2 separate regions of the Homo sapiens genome follow, and region 1 is linked to region 2. A link is a loop called in an ENCODE intact Hi-C map of the cell type or tissue named here. Cell type or tissue: K562. All regions are shown on one strand. Each heading gives the region's core, and the rest is flanking DNA. Links, peaks and the distances in the headings are about the cores only.

Region 1 (2,819 bases), core at 256-2,755, 440 kb after region 2:
ATTATAAATCATGCTTCTATAAAGACACATGCACACGTATGTTAATTGTGGCACTATTCACAATAGCGAAGACTTGGAACCAACCCAAATGTCCAACAATGATAGACTGGATTAAGAAAATGTGGCACATATACGCCATGGAATACTATGCAGCCATAAAAAATGATGAGTTCATGTCCTTTGTAGGGACATGGATGAAGCTGGAAACCATCATTCTCAGCAAACTATCGCAGGGACAGAAAACCAAAGACCGCATGTTCTCACTCATTGGTGCGAATTGAGCAATGAGAACACTTGGACACAGGAAGGGGAAGATCACACACCGGGGCCTGTTGTGGGGTGGGAGAGAGGGGAAGGATAGCATTAGGAGATATACCTAATGTTAAATGATGAGTTAATGGGTGCAGCACACCAACATGGCACTTGTATAAATATGTAACAAACCTGCACATTGTGCACATGTACCCTAAAACTTAAAGTATAATATAAAAAAGAAAGAAAGAAGTTCAAGAGAAAAAATAAAAAATAAAAAATAAAAATTAAACTGAGCAAATTGGCTTAGTAGAATCCTCCAGCAATTATCCTCCTACCCCCTGCGGAACACCAAAATAAACAAGTATTCATGCAAAAAATACCTTTGTAAGAACCAAAACGTCAGGTGATTGATCACAGTACTTGGTTTTAACATAAATATAAGAAAAAATGCATTCAAGAGGATAGAAAGGACAGTCTCACATTGTCTACATGACCCCTCTCCCAATCTAAAACAGGGCAGCCAGAAGAATCTGTGTGTTGGGAGAGAAAGAGTGCAGTCAGTGTGGAGATTGCATGGGAACCCAGTGCCACCTTGTCACAGTGGAATGCAACACCAGGCAGACTTCTACTGGTGCCCATGGAGGGAGCATTTAGACCAGCCCTGGACCAGAAGGGAATCTGATACTCCAGTAGGAGAAACCCAGGTCCTGGCCCAATTTGCCATTGCCTGACTAAAGTAGCTCAGGGCCTCGAAAATTTGAGTGGTAACCAGGCCATCATGACTACAGTCATTGGGTGCATTCTGCTGGTCTCAGATGCTGTGGAATGGAATTGAGATTCAGCAGGACACCAGCTGCAGTTGGTGTGGAGGACCTGTGTGATCCCTCTCCCAATTCCACATAGTGCAGCTCAGAGAAAGACTCTTTCCACTTGGGCAAAGGAGAAATAAAAGTACAAGGGACTTGGTCTTGCAACTGGGTATCAGCTCAGCCACAGTAAAATAAAGCACCAGATCAAATACTGAAGCTTCCAATTCCAGAATTTTGTTCCTGTACATCATTATTAAACCCACCCTGACGAAGAAGGCAATCTGCTGCCCTGGTGGGATAGAACAAGTTCTGGCTGGATTCGCCATCTACAGACTAAAATGTATTTGGACACTGAATAAACATTAGCAGTAGCCAAACAGTGGCAGCTGTGGGCCTTTGGTGAGGTCCAGTACTAGTGTCGGTCTGGAAAGCCCTGGGCTTCAAGTGCAACCCAGCACGGTGACAGGTGCAGTGGTCATAGGAGTGCCTGTGTCACCTCTCCCCCAACTCCAGGCAGCCCAGCACAGAGAGATTCCATCTGATTAGCAGAAAGAGAGGTAACAGAGCAAGAGACTTTGCTTGGAAAACCAGGGAATTCTCTCTTATCTTTTCCAAGTCCACAAAGGCTGTGTATCTAGGAGAATGCAAGAGTTGCAGCATACCAGGGCTCAGGCTGCCACCTAGTGCTGAAATCGCTACAGTCACCACAGGCTTAGGTCACTTAATACTGTATCCTCTGAATTCTTGGAAAACCATTTCCAGAAGATTCAGTATGAACAAGGCCAGACTGCAAAGACTGAAATAAATACATAACTCTTCAATGCCCAGATACTGAAGAATATCCACAAGCATTAAGAACATCCAGGAGACATGATATCACTAAATGAACTAAATAAGACACTAGAAACCAATCCTGAAGTGCCAGAGATATAGAACCTCTCAGAGGCAGAATTCAAAATAGCTATTTTGTGGAAGCTCAATGAACTGCAAGATAACACATAGAAGGTATTCAGAATTCCATCAGAGATTTTACCATAGAAGCTGAAATCATTTTAAAACATCAAACAGATATCTTAGAGCTGAAAAATTCAATTGACAGAATGAAAAATGCATGTGTGTCAATAACAGAGTTGATCAAACAGAAGAAAGAATTAGTAAGCTCAAAGACGTGATATGTCAAAACACACTACCAGAGGATGAAAAAGAATGAAATATGAGAAGGAAGTGAATTGCTCCTGCAAGACCCAGGAGACAGCTCAAATACTGTGAGTGCCCAAACTGTGAAAGTGAGAAAGGGGGATCATGTACCCCTGAACACATACCCTTACAGAGTAACCTGAAGGTCTAGATCACGGGAGAAGGATTTCACCTTGCCTTGAGCTGAGTAAATTTATAGAGCCGAGTGAAATACAGGGGTAGAGGAGAAGCAGGAAAAGCCCTGTGGGCTCTCTGGGTCCCCAGGGAAGCTATGTCTGACTTGTCTCACAGTGTTCCTTGAGGAGGGCTGCCAGAGGAACTGGGAAAAGATCACAGTAGCCAGAGGAACTGGGAAAAGATCACAGTAGAAGGAAACCTCCAGCTGAACTTTGTAACAGTTCCAACTGAACCCAAAGTCTCCTGGCCAGAACTTGGGGGATGACGTGAAACTCGTGTGCAGACTCAAAGGCAGGGAGCCCTGCTTTTTTCTCAGCCTGAAGGCTAGTAGTAGCCTGGAGCAAGTTCTCAGCCCAGCACGCCCCACTGCCTGGAAACAAA
Region 2 (2,819 bases), core at 147-2,646:
CCCTGCCAAAAAAAAAATAAAAAAAAAAAGTAGCCTTTTGCTGTCTTCTAGAAAGTGGATAAACCACAATGTATCCACGTTATAATGTATCCTCATGCAGGATAACAATGCTTTAACAATTATTGTTTAACTAAATACACCATCTTTATACACTGATTCTCAGAAAGAACTCTTACTTCCCTCATTCTGTTAGTAAAAATATGATTATTATAGTCCCCAAGGAAACCTGAGTTACCATTCTTGGTTTCCATGATGATCTCTCTCTCCCTCCCTCCCTCTTTTCTTCCCCCCCACTCCACCGCAATGAGGTACTAAGTAATATTCCTTCTTCTCTTCAGTATTTGAAGAGATATTTGAAATTATCTGATATTTGAAATCTGTCTTCAAATACTGGAAATATTTGAAAATATTTCCAATACCTCTCCACTGACACCATCCTAGTCCTGGCTTCATCCTTCATATCACACCTTGATTGCTGCAAAAGCTTTCTCACTGATTTTCCTATTCCGGTCTTTCCCATCTAATCCACATTGTACACTTGCATGACATTAACTTTTCTAAAACATAATTTTCATTGTCTGACTCCTCTATTAAAACATATTTGGTGGCTCTTCTCTGTGCCCAGAATAAATGTCTCATTATTCTTACTGCTTTTTTTTTGTTAACCTCTTAATCATTTTCATTTGGTGCCAAAGTAAACATTTTTCCGTTTTTGTTCTTCAATAGTTTAATATATTATTTTTCTATCTCCTCCCATCAATGGCGATCTCTTTAAAGGTCAGGGTTATATAGTACTCCTCTCACAGACCCTTCAATATGTTATGGTGTAATCTTCACAATGACGCTCAGTAAATATTTGTTAATTTGGAATATATACAGTATAATCTCCAGCTTACAAATTGCTTTCTTATATGTTTCCTGGACATGAACATGAACAATGTAGGTCACAGAGACAAACTTCATAGTCTATCCATGTTTCTCGACTACTACTCAAGCATTTTGTTGTATTAATTATACTAATTGGTAAAAAATACAAATGTCAGTGTATTTTTAGCTTATGACCAACATGATCAATGGAGCCCCTAGAAACATAATTCTTTTTAAGCCATTATGTTACTGTGTTTGCAATTGACGAGAAGTTTTAATAAGTCAATGCCTGAGGAGAAGCAGAAAGGAAACAGGATGAAATTAAAACAAGTACCATTATTTAAAAGGAGTGATGGCAACTTTTTTCAGACTAGTTAAGTGCAGCTTGTCACCACCAACAGAATTATACCTATTACCTTGAAAGTGTAAAGCTGTTCTCCATGATTTTGCTAGAAAATGATGTTGAAAGAGAAATCATTTGAACAAATTTGTTCAGTGAAACTTTGTGAGCCCATGGACAAATAAAAGCTGTTCCCTTTGAGAACGTAAAATTTTCCTTTGAAAATTCCAGGAGTAAGTAGGAAAAGACATAGTTTATAATTTTTTATTGGGAGAAAGTTGGTTTAAAGAATTTAAAAAATGAAGTCACAGCATTAAATTATCTTTATGTTTATAAATTTATTTAATTTCCAAGACTTATGTGTTCATCTCAATCCTTGACATACTCATCTGCCAGACACAAAAAATAGTGGTCTATTTAAGAGGCCTTAATGAATGACAACATTTTTGAAATATGCTATATGAGTACAAATATTTCCAGAGCAAAGAGGGAAAACTGTTGATTGGGTAGACAATCAAATTCCAAGCATTTATCTGATTTACAGAAGTACATCTACTTTTTGTTTTTCACTAAATGAATACAACCACTTTTAATATATATGTGGGTGTGGCTGTGTGCGTATTTCAAAACACACACGCACACACAATAAAGAAACATTTCATAGTGGCAAAATTTTAGTGCACTGCCAAAGTGCTACAATAACTGTCATCCACAGACATCCACATGCAAACACTACTGGACTAGTACACTAGAGCAAATAAGAGAGTATTTAGCAAAACTCTCTGGCAAAAACTTTTAAAACGGAAGTAATGAAACAGAAATCCACTTCTAATTTGAAGGCTTTAGAAAATAATCTTCATTTTAATCACATATACACATAGTATTATCTAAGCTCAGAAAATAACTTCTTCCTGTATGCACAGAACTTCAATGTACACTCAGTAAATGTTAGCATTTGAAGAAAATGTGCCATGAGGAGAATGTCTGAGGGATAATGGCAGGAAAAAGATATATCCATTATAAAAGAGGACAGAAAGGCATAGCAAGGATGGGGATGTGCAGGAAAGGGAGGGGAGAGGGAAGAAAGTAAACTGACCATAAAAGAAACCAATTCAAATGGAAAACAGCGACTAACCTTGACACAGGAATGAATCATGAAGGCTGGATGGGTAGACTGGGAGGGGTGAAAAGAATGTATATTCTTTGTTTTAAGCTATATATAAAATTGTCAGATTTAGCCAAAGCCTAGTTGGAATGGGAGTTGGCTAAATTACATGAAATGTAACACAGACATTGCCAAAACTACTTCACAGGGTTGTTCTGAACAACGAGACACAAATTGTGAAGATGTTCCCCAAATTGCAAAATGCTACACTAATGTAAGACAGATAGTTTACACAATATTCCAGTTCAATCTTTCCTTTCAACTCTGGGAAATTACAAGTGCAAACAATGAGATCTACAGAGCACAGAAAGAAAAAAACCTCCACTGCTCCATTATCAGATTTTCAGGGAACAGCAGGCTTCACAGTCACAGAGAAGCCTGACTTTCAAAACAGAGCAAAGATGGTGACAAACTGATCGAATGGAGAGATACGCTCTTATGCATGTG

What was found. Hi-C counts contacts between places; a loop is a spot of excess contacts. Peaks named below come from ENCODE experiments on the same cell type or tissue, not always from the same donor. Only the 100,000 strongest peaks of a DNase experiment are listed, where the experiment ranks them.
Region 1: it touches region 2 in a loop (9-fold over the local background); 2 of 110 quality-filtered maps call a loop at or near these places.

The regions. Positions count from the first base shown.
Region 1 is chrX:57,155,528-57,158,346 of GRCh38, reverse strand. It overlaps a transcript of FAAH2 not described here. Among named protein-coding and RNA genes, the nearest start is that of SPIN2A, 20 kb to the right of the region's middle. In K562, for the core only: a CTCF peak has its summit at 1,743 (motif pointing left); no DNase peak of the experiment used is centred there.
Region 2 is chrX:57,596,184-57,599,002 of GRCh38, reverse strand. It overlaps ZXDB (zinc finger X-linked duplicated B), which reads right to left. Exons shown (of 1, transcript NM_007157.4): 1 at 1,526-2,819. Among named protein-coding and RNA genes, the nearest start is that of ZXDB, 5.6 kb to the right of the region's middle. In K562, for the core only: no CTCF peak of the experiment used is centred there; no DNase peak of the experiment used is centred there.